Linked DNA regions of Homo sapiens: region 1 is linked to region 2. A link is an interaction called in ENCODE POLR2A ChIA-PET data of the cell type or tissue named here. Cell type or tissue: MCF 10A. All regions are shown on one strand. Links, peaks and the distances in the headings refer to the core of each region. The heading gives the core; the rest is flanking DNA. Region 1 overlaps PAX5 (paired box 5). Region 2 overlaps PAX5 (paired box 5).

Region 1 (5,373 bases), core at 50-5,049, 67 kb before region 2:
GAATTAGCCATTGCAGCCACCTGAAGATGCCAATTCCAAGCTCATTGGACTCACTTGACCCAAACTGGAAAAATGCCCCAAGTCACATCATTTCATCTTGCCAGTCACCCCAGCTCTGTACTCCTGTGGCAGATGACCATCAGGACCTGCTCTGTCCCCCATCTTCACAAGGGAGGCAAGTCTAGGCATGCAGGCAGTGCCAGAGGCCTGTGGTTACAAGCAGCAAACTGGGCCGATCTAGAGACAGCCCTGGACCCTGGGGTAAGGTGGGGGTGTTGTAGTGCATAAAACAGGAATGGGATCTGGGAGTTATTTTCACAGTTTTTCCTTTCCTTTCCTTTCCTTTCCTTTCCTTTCCTTTCCTTTCCTTTCCTTTTCTTTCCTTTCCTTTCCTTTCCTTTCCTTTCCTTTCCTTTCCTTTCCTTTCCGTTCCGTTCCGTTCCTTTCCTTTCCTTTTCTTTCTTTCTTTCTTCTTTTTTTTTTTGAGACTGAATCTCGCTCTGTCAGCCAGGCTGGAGTACAATGGCACAATCTCGGCTCACTGCAACCTCCGTCTCCTGGGTTCAAGAGATTCTCGTGCCTCAGCCTCCTGAGTAGCTGGGATTACAGGCTCCCGCCACCACGCCTGGCTAATTTTTCTATTTTTAGTAGAGACGGGGTTTCACCATGTTGGCCAGGCTGGTCTCGAACTCCTGACCTCAAGTGATTTGCCTGCCTCGGCCTCCCAAAGTGCTGGGATTATAGGCATAAGCCACCGTGCCCAGCCTATTTTCATAGTTTCAAACAGCTTAAGAGTAAATATATCCCTGTGAAGAAAAAGGATTTATTCCTGTCTCTGACTTTCCCCCAGCACTCCCACCACCCCCAACCAACAGGCCTCTCATCACAGGAGTGCTCATTCAAGAGGATGGGATCCCCTTGGTTGGCTCAGGCAGTCTCTTAGCGGTGGGATGGATCATAGCCAGGGAGTCCCCTATAAAGACTGCACAACAACCAAAATGGGAAAATAAGTCAATGCTCATTTAATACTACTTAGCACACAAAAATCTAGGTGGATTTTGGTGGAGAAAGGGGTTAGAAATGACCAACTCAGCTACCTTAGCTTACTACTGGGGTCTCTGAGGCTCAGAGAGGGAGAGGAACTTGCCTGGGCCCACACAGCAAGTAACAGCAGAGCTGGGGCTAGAACCCGGGACTGCTGGCTCCCAACCCTTTTCCCACTGGGCCCTGCCACGGCCCTGCCATGCTAAGGAGCAGCTGTGAGGATGAAGGAAGCTGTATAAGGGCTCTGGCTTTGGCCTGGGTTCTGCAGAGAAACTGGACTCTGAGAAAGGCTGGAGGCTGACCTGGCGGCTCTAGCCTCTTTTCCTGGGGCTCTTCAGCCTCCAGATGGGGTTACATCCCAAAAGCCATGATGCTAGGAGGGATTTCAGAGATTCCTGTTTGTTTTTATATTTTCCTCCTAGTGAGCATCTGCAGACATAAAGCGCATGATGATTTTTAAAGAAACAAACCAGAACCCTCCAAGAAAAATGCAAAACCCCTGAATCTGCTGTGCTCTGAAGAAAATGCAATGGGTTTATGATCTTTTAAGACACACAAGAGACAGCTTTCTCTTGACAGATGGGAATCTGAGGCTATTTTGCTTCTTCCCTTTTTGCGTGACCAGACCCGATTGTGTAAAGCTTTTAGCTTCAAAGCTGGGTTGTGAATAACATTGGTTTAACCTGAAATTTAAAGCCAGCATTTCTTTGCTCCCCGAGACGGGGCTTCCTGCCCCTTGCTCCCCTGAAGCTAGCTTCCAGAATGTTAATTCTACGAGCCATGGTTGACTAAGCCCAGCACTGGGTCTATTACATATTATTTGACTTGGAGTAGAAAAAAAAGATTTAAAGATACCATGCCCCCTGTACACCTTTGTACTTTTGCCCGTGTCTGTCCATATATTTAAGCATACCATTCACTTTGTGAGTTCAGACTTTTCTCCCTGGAATAAAATGGGTCTGAGCATTTCTGTAGCCTGCCTCCAAGACCACATTCTCCAATTAAGTCAGACAGCATCTTCATGGTGCAGATGAGAAATGCTACGGAAGCTTACACTGGAGGCCTGGAGGTTCAGACCTGCCCTTGTGCAAGGGCTGAGTTTTGGGATTAATTTTTATAGCTGTCTCTGAGCATATAATCTGTTTGTTGGTTCATTCTCACTGAGTACCCACTGTGTGCGACACCAGAGGCAGGACAGAGGGTCCCCTCTTAAGACCATGCGCCTTTTCAGTCAGAGTACTTATCTTGGTTGATACTTGTACCTTTACTAGTCCGATTATTTTTCAGTTACTGTTTGCCACCTCCTCTGGACATAACTCCATGAGGACAATGGCTGGCTCAGCTTTTGCCCATCACTGTGTCCCTGGCATTAGCACTCACTAAGCTTGGTGGAGGGAAGAATGATGAATGTGTGAGGTCAAATGGAGGGATCCTGACATTTTCAGACAGACATGCAGAGTGATGGTGCTTGTCACACTTGTCACAGGTAGTACCAATTCATTCATTTATTCCACAGATATTCGCTTTGGAGGAGAGAGAGATGAATTACCTCCCACCTTTACCCCGAAGGTAGCTCATAGCACAGTGTGGGAGTGAAGGGCCCAGGGGATGTGGTTCCTAAAATAAGGGAGAAAGTGGTCAGAGCCCTAAGAATGGGAGCTGGAGGACCAGCTGGGGCATGAAGGAAGGCATCCTGGAGGAGGAGACATGTGTGCTTCTGGCTGTGTCTGGAGAACAATGCCCGTGTCCATGGGAGATGGTTTCCATTCCATATGGGCACAGTGAATCACCTGCGGCTGAACAGGTGACTCAGCAGATCCACCTTCAAACACCCACAAATGCAAGCTCCTACCTCCCCTGGCCCCTAGTTTCTACCAAAAGAGGAGGCTTGGGAGCAGAGTTTAGAAAGCATGGCCTGACCTGAAGGAACGAGCGATTCGGGCCCTGGGACTGAGAAATGTGGAGGGCACATGTTTCCCCAGCCCTTCCCGTAGCTCCTCAAGACTCCTGCAGCAAGGCTCAGATCCTCTCTCTGGCCCCTGGGGCTGTCTGGCTCAATCCCTCCCAGCCTCTCCAGATTCTCCTGGGGCCTCTTCCCTCTCTCCCTCTGTTCCTTTCACCCCCTTCTCTCAGGGCCTTTGTACGAGCATCTCCTCAGTCTGGCACCCTCTCTGCCCCATCCCCTCTCCCTGGTCACTCCTCACGGTTCCATGCAGTTCCTCTTGGAGACTTCCCTGATTCCTCCCACAGGAGGCCACTCCCCTCTCCATTACACATGGTCACATGGATATATTTTTATGCTCTCTTTTCACCCTAGCATCAGTCACCGTTGTTTGTAATCCTATGTTTATTCCTGTGATCACTTGACTAAAGTGGGCTGCCCTCTCTAGACTGGAGAGAGAGAGGCTTGTCTTGGTCATCACTGTATCCCCTGTTTTTGTTTATTTTTAAAATATATTTACTTAAAAAATATTACCTGATACAGAGTAAATATTTTATCAATATTTGTTAAACCAATGAATAACTAATTATGTGTTTTGGAGTGTCCAAATCCTTCTTAAGGAAATGACAGACACTATTGCCATTATTTCCCTAGTAAAGAAAGCAAGCGAGGTGCTGGTGGGGTGAGAGTGGTGAGGGGAATCGCGGGACAGGGTGAATGCCCGGAGAGGCAGGCTCTGCCCAGCTCGCAGCCCTTCGAGGGCAGTCCACCCACCTCGGCCTCCCAGGTGCCAGAATTACAGGCATGAGCCACGGCGCCTGGCAGCCTAGATATCCTTACAGGCTCAGCTGGCAGAGGCTATGGCTGACTCTCAAAGAACCAGAGCAGGACGCAGCCAGTCTGCTTCTGGGGAGACTGCAGAGAGGGGCGCGTGTCCAGCGAGGCTGCCTGTGCTGAGTCTGTGTGGTGTCCTCAGGGGGAGGGTCTCCTAACACCCCCTGTGTGTACACTTGAGGGCCTGTGTGCCCTGAGCCTTTACTCTGTGCTGGGCTCTACTGGGTGACCAGACAGTGACCTTGCCCCCAGGGGCCCTCAGTGGAGCCACCCTCTCTGAACTTTGGGCTCTGAGCTGTGGAAAGAGCCTGGCCCATGAGTCCCGGGGGAGAGGGATCAAGCCTGAGGACTCCTCTGGGAGGATGGCCTGGCTGGCTGAAGAGACGCCCCCTAGAGGGGCAGAGTTGAGGGGATCTGATGGAGCAGCCTGGGTGGGCCGGAGGAGCTGGGCACTGCCCTGCTGGGGACAGAGCCAGGCCTCAGCGGGAGTTGTTAGGAGATGGCTGACAGGAAGGAGGTTTCACTGAGTTTTGGGCCCGGCTGGCAGGGTCAGGGCTGGGAAGTATAACTGAAGCTGGTGGAGGGAGAAGCTCTTGAAAGTGGATGGGCCCCTTCTGACAAGGAGGAACTTGGTGGTGTCCTGGGGACCAAGGCCCACGTCATGCTTTAGCAAGAGTGACTGGGACCAGGATGACTGGGCAGAGCCACAGCTGAGTAGGAAAAACTGAGCCATCTTTCCTGGTGTGCGTGTGCGTGTGCATGTGTGTGTGCATGTGTGTGTGTGCATAGAACCTTTGAGAAAAGGATCATTTGGTGGGTGCTGACCAATGGAAGAACACTGCTGGGCAGATAGACTGGGCCGTGAGCTCCCATACCTGCTAGTCTAGGTGACCTTGTGGGAATGGTCCCCATGGGGATGGGCCATGATGGGAGAAGGGTCTCTGAGGATGATGTCCTGTGGGCAGGAGCAGGCACCTGTCTTGTGGAAGGCCAAGGTCATGGGCTGCCAGAGGAGGGGCCTAGGCTTCAGGCTGGGGAACGTTGGTCAGAGAGACCAACTTCTGCCTTGGCCCACATGTGGGGGTATCTGGTCACTCAGGCTGTGGCCCAGCCTACAGTATCCTCTTGGGTCAAAATTGGTGGGGAATCCATTTTCTCAGAGGGCTCATGAGCTGCCTCCGAAGGCCCTTCCTATAGAGGATGCTGGGTCCTCTGAGCCTGTTGACTTCTACGAGGGATCCGAAAGGCCAAAACTCAAAGCTGCTATCTTTGTTCAAATGTCAGCCCTGCATTGCAGTTGTCCCCAGATAAGTACAGTTGAGGAAGCATTGACTTCTGACTGAGTCTTGGTGACACCACATCTCACTGCTTCATGGTCTTTAGTCTGGCCTCATTCCTCACATGGGTGGGAGCTTGACGTGACGGATGAAGTCTAGTCTAGGGCAGCAGTGCACTGGTGGGGGCAGGGGTCAGACAAGGCCTTGAGTAAGGGCACCTTTCAGCATGAGAGCAGACCCACGCTGGTTTTCCCCAGGGCTTCCTGACTGCAAAGG
Region 2 (5,373 bases), core at 295-5,294:
CCTGTCTTGGATGTTCCATTGACCTCCTGCAGTTTCCAGTTGCGGCTGTAACAAATTACCCCAATCCCAGGGGCTAAAACAATGCAAATGTATTATTGTAAAGTTCTGGAGGTCAGAAGTCCTAAAATCAAAGAGTGGTGGGCTGTGTTCCTTCTGGAAGCCCTGGGGTAAAATTCGTTTCCTTGCCTTTTCCAGCTTCTAGAGGACACACAAATTCCTTGGCTCATGGCCCCTTCCTCCATCTTCAAAGCCAGCAGAGTAGCATCTTCTCTCCTCCTTGGCCTCTGCTTCTGCTGCCACATCTTCTGTCTGTGACTCTGACCCCCTTGCCCCTGTTTCTAAAATCTCTTGTGGTTACATTGGGCTCACCTGGGTGATCCACACGCTCTCCACATCGCAAATACCTCAATTTAATCACATCTGCAAAGTCCCTTTTGCCATGTAAGGTCACATAGTCACAGGTTCTGGGAATTAGGATGTAGACATCCTGGGGTGGGGGGTGGATTATTCTTCTGTCTACCACATCTCCAGGGCCAAATATAAAAGCCTCCTTGAGCACCGTGTGTCCTGTAGTTCCCCTGGATGACCCATCATCTGTGAGGGCACTGGGCACCTCTTTTGCTCCGTTTCTGCCTGTTCTTTCTCCACTCTCTCTGTGAGCACTGGCTGGTTCTCACTCTGTCTCCTCCATCTGCCCCAGTGTTGAGATAATTTGTGCCCTCCCTAGAGTCAAGAGACTTTGGAATATAGGTGCTGGATAAACCCTAGGGATCACCAGGTGCAATTCCATCATTGAACAGATGGGGAGGCTGAGACTGAGAACTCAAGTTCTCCCAAAGTCAGACACCTCTGGAGCCCATATCCCTTGACTCCTATTCTAGTGCTCTTTCCTCCATGTGGAACTCAGCCTTTGTCCTTGCAGAGTGGGTCTTTTTTTTCCCTCTCCTATCCTCCTTTCTCAGCCTGGTTGATCCACTGCCCTCTATCTGCCTATCTATGAAGCTGCCCAGTGGAACCTTTATCCAGGCCCGTCTTTTTGCCATCTTTCAACTCAGCCATGCGGAGTCCCTGACTCCAAGCCTTTGGTCTTGCTGGTTCCTGTACTTCGGGTGCTTCTGTCATTTGCCCAGAGGTGGCGGCAGTCTGCTGTGAAAGGGAGAGAGGGGCCTGATTTGGAGTCAGGCTCACAGGTCTTCATCCCAGCTCTGCCATAACTCCTGGTAACTTTGAGAATTCCCTTCCCCTCTCTGAACCTCAGTTTTGCCGTCTGCCCAGTGGGAATTATAAATCCTGGCTCATTCTTCCCTTACGGGACTATGGTGAAGTGCACATGAAAGAAAGTGTGTGACAATGGCCCAGAAGCTGTAAGGGGCTGGGCCCTTTCTTGTGAGCTCATGGAGAGCCGGCCACCTTGACTGTGCCAGGGGTCCGGCCTCCCCGGCAGGAAAGTGAAGATGAGCTGGTCCAGGACTTTGCCTGTGAAAGGATCTCACAACACTGCTGAGGGATTTAAGAACCAGCAGGCCTGACAGTCCCTGCCCATGTGCCTTCAGTGCATGTCTCCTTGGAGCACTCCCCAAGTGCTGCCTCCTCTAGGAAGCCCTCCTCAATTACCCTACAGTCAGAAGTCATATTGCCCTTGATCAGCCCACCATTATGCCTGTTAGCCCATTGTGCCTTGATTTATAATTCTTTGTGTCCAGCCTAACTTTCTTCTTAGTCTACAAGATTCTGAATTGTCTCTGCCTTCTCCAGCACAGCCTAGTATGGGACTTGGAATATAGTATGTACTCAGGAAGTGTTTATTGAATGAATGAATGGATGAATTAATAAACCAACGAGCTGTCTGCTATGATTGGTCGTTACTAATCACGCAGCACTCCACCCTTCTAGGTCATTGTCAAGGTTATTGACATGATTCACACACTCACATACATATCTTTGATTAGCATAAAGTCACATTTGAATTCAAGATATTATCATAATTATTATTTCTTCCCAAATGCATTAGCTTCTACTAGTCTGCTGCCTTTTTTTTTTCTTGGCCAAGTTCACAGCTCAGGAAAAAAATCTCTCTCTAATTTATCTCTATTAGCTTTTATTTTCATTATCTGTGAGGCCATAGAACTTCTACTCCCACCCTGAGATCATCTATAAATGTTTAGTAAGGTTGTTTCTGGCATGAATGCTTAGGGGCACCTGCTGCCTGTCTGGATGAACCCATCCAGAGAAGTGTTTGCCTTTTCAGACCCATTAGTTCCTTTCGTATGCCTCTGTGAACCCAGGTTCAAGATGGGGTCACATGCCCATGTTAAGGATAGTGTGGCCCAGCAGCCTATTTAGGGGGCTGGTGTGTAGGATAGGGGACTAGGGAGCTCTTCCCCCAGAGTTGGTTTCAATCCTGAACAGCTAGAGAGGCAGGCCCAAGCTAGGGTCCCATGAGCCAAGAGTCACCAGCAGGAGTGATAGCTGATGCTCCCATCCACTCCCTCTGCACCATGCATTGTTCTAAGCCCTTGACTTATTAATAGCTTGTCTAATCTGCATAACAACCCTTTGTGGGAGTCACTCTTCTCATCCTCATTTCACTGGTGCAGTAACTGAGGCACAGAGAAGCATAGAAACTTGCTCAAGGTCACACAGCTTGTAAGTGGTGTAGCCAGGTTTTAAATGCCGGCAGTCAGACTCCACAGACCACACACTTGACCTCTAAGCCACACTATTCTCATAAAGCCTGGTGAGTCATGGCAGCCTGGAAGTGTGCCAGAGGAAGTCTGAGTTGGACAGACCCCTATCTGAAGAACAGAGCTGATAGGTGGATTTCAGGCCACGTGTAGGGGCCGGGACTGATGGGGCTTCTTGGGTGATATCTGATTGAAGGGTAGTGGGTTGACTCACCCCTGAAAAGCTGGCATCCCCTTAGGTCAGCCTCCTGCTCAGACAGACCTCATGCAGCCTGACCAGGCCTTAGCAGGTCCTGGGTGAAGGTTTGGTGAGTGGATGGGCAGACACAGCAGGTATGATTGCTCCTTCTTTCTTGGGAAACATGCTGTGTATTCTTTCATGTTCCTGCCTGGGCCAGGCCACCTGGACATGCCCCAGCAGCCTCAGGGCTCTCAGCCCCTGCTGTGCAGCCTCCCAGCCCTCAGGCTGTGTGTTGTCCATTGTGGGGAGCCCTGTGCTTCAAGAAACTCCCCACCTAGACCAAAGCTTTCTTCTGTTCTTTTGCTTTCAAGCAAAAAATAAAAGCATAAGAAAGATAATTGTCATTACTTAAAAACAAATATTTTAGAGATGGGGTCTCACTCTGTTGCCCAGGTTGGTCTCAAATTCCTGGGCTCAAGTGATGCTCCCACCTCAGCCTCCTGAGTAGCCGGGACCACATATGTGAGCCACCCTTCCCAGCCAACTGCTTTTCTTAAACAGACTTTCTTCCTCCTTCCTTGGTCTGGGAGAGAGAAGGCCAAGTGCCAGGGTAAGGATCATGCCACTTAGGTCTGGTTCTCTTCAGGAACAAGTCGTGAAGTCCCCAGTTCTTCACACCTGCACCCCATGGAGTTCCTGCTTTCTTATCCTCCATTGCCCGGCCTGCCTGAGAGGAGGAAGGATGCCAAGTGCTGGTGGTGAGGGGTGGGGAACCTCGGCCCAGGTCCCGGGGCAGGCCAGCAGGTGTGATCCAGGTGACTGGATTTGGGGGAAGGGGAGGGGTGAAGCCAGAGGCTGCACTTAGGGCTCTGGGCAGCTACTCTTTTCTAGCTGGATTGGCAGCCTTATGGGGTCTTTCACAACCACTAATATCAGCCCCGAATGTTATAGTTGCTCAAAAGGTGTTGCCCAAAAGAAAACCATGGTTGGCACAAATAGCCGTCTGTGCCAGTGTGGGTGGGGGTAGATTTCAAACAGATACCTGTGGCTTCATTATTTTAAAATCCGTCTTGTGCTAATGAGGCTGATGGAATAAAAGGCCCTGGTGAAACCCAGCCTAAGGCCATGGAGCCAGGGTGTGGCTTCCCATGCCCCCAACACTCCCCACTCGGATCCTGCAGCCTATTTTGGCCCCTCTCCACCTGGGCTTCAGGGCCTCTCTAAGGGCTGGGCCCATCAGTGGCCTAGTTTCTCTGTGGCCTGAGCACACTTCCAGCAGGGACAGGCTCTGCCCACGGCACCCTCCCGGATGAATCCCTTCTTTGACCTTTGTAATTATTCCTGTTCAATCTTCCTTCGTGTTTTCTTCCTCCTCCCTTTTTGAGGTGCTCAACTCCTGCACTCTCTCCAGTGTATTAAGGATGTGAGTGAAATTGATGACTGGGATGTCTCAGGTCTTTATGATGATGAATGACTTTCACTGCCAAAGCTTTTATTGTCTGTGATTTGGGAAGAAGGGGGAACTGATATATCAAGGCTGCCTGTCAGACCATTTAATACAGTTATAAATCCTGACGTCACTAACTGGTGGTCAGGAGCTGGAGAATTCCACCGCCACCGCTTTGCCGAGCCTTTATGGATTTTCTTCTTTCTCTCACCTTTCTTTGCTTGACTATCACAATTGTGTTTTGGGAGGGGGGATAGGGACAGCTAGATAGTGAATTTAAAAATCACAGGGACACCCTGGTCTAGGGAGGGGATGGGAGCCCTCCCTCACCCTTACTCTAAAAGAAGCAGCAGATAGAAGGCCTTTCATTCTAATGTGAGCAAGGAAATTGTTTGGTGAGACAAGCCCTGAAAGTATGCTAATGCCTTCTTTGCATGTGCACCACTCTCTACAGTTTACTAAGTGATTTTACATCTGTTATTTTTCAGATCCTCCTACCATCTTGGGAGGGCAGCAGGGAAAGACTTGACCCTCGTTTTACAGAAGAGGAAGCTGAGGCTCAGCAAGGCGATGTTCCTTGGCCAGGGTTATGCCACCTGGGCTGGTGACAGGAGCTCCCTGGGGTGAAGCAACAGAGCATCACCATTAGGTGTTTAGGGCGTGGGGTCGGACAGCGCTGGGCTCCAATCCCAGACCCCCCTACCTTTTAGCGGCTGACCCTGGGAAGGACACTTACATTTTCTGATACGCCATTTCCTCACCTGGAAGTGAGGCTAACACTCTCCTCATTGGGTTGTTCTGAGGGTTGTTCTAGGGTTAAATGAAATCATGCACGTGGGTTTCTAAGCTAGGCTCTTGGCTCATCAAAAGTGCTCAGTAAATGTTTTTAAAAGGTGAAATGATAAGGAGAGGCATGTGACAGATGTCACAGGTGCACAACGGGGGCCACTTCCCGAGGCTGGGTGGGAGGGCTTCCTGAGGGAGGTGACACTTGAGCACACGGAAATGAGCAGGAATTAACCAGGCTGGGGAAACAGGTGAGGGAAGAGCATTCCAGGCAG

The links. Peaks named below come from ENCODE experiments on the same cell type or tissue, not always from the same donor. Only the 100,000 strongest peaks of a DNase experiment are listed, where the experiment ranks them.
Region 1: POLR2A ChIA-PET joins it to region 2 with 8 read pairs; 5 of 35 experiments call an interaction of 5 or more read pairs at or near these places.

What each region holds. Positions count from the first base shown.
Region 1 is chr9:36,968,139-36,973,511 of GRCh38, reverse strand. All of the region lies in intron 5 of PAX5 (paired box 5), which reads left to right. Among named protein-coding and RNA genes, the nearest start is that of PAX5, 63 kb to the left of the region's middle. In MCF 10A, for the core only: no CTCF peak of the experiment used is centred there; no DNase peak of the experiment used is centred there.
Region 2 is chr9:36,901,282-36,906,654 of GRCh38, reverse strand. The region is part of intron 7 of PAX5 (paired box 5); the gene reads left to right. Among named protein-coding and RNA genes, the nearest start is that of MIR4476, 10 kb to the right of the region's middle. In MCF 10A, for the core only: no CTCF peak of the experiment used is centred there; a DNase peak (open chromatin) is centred at 2,754.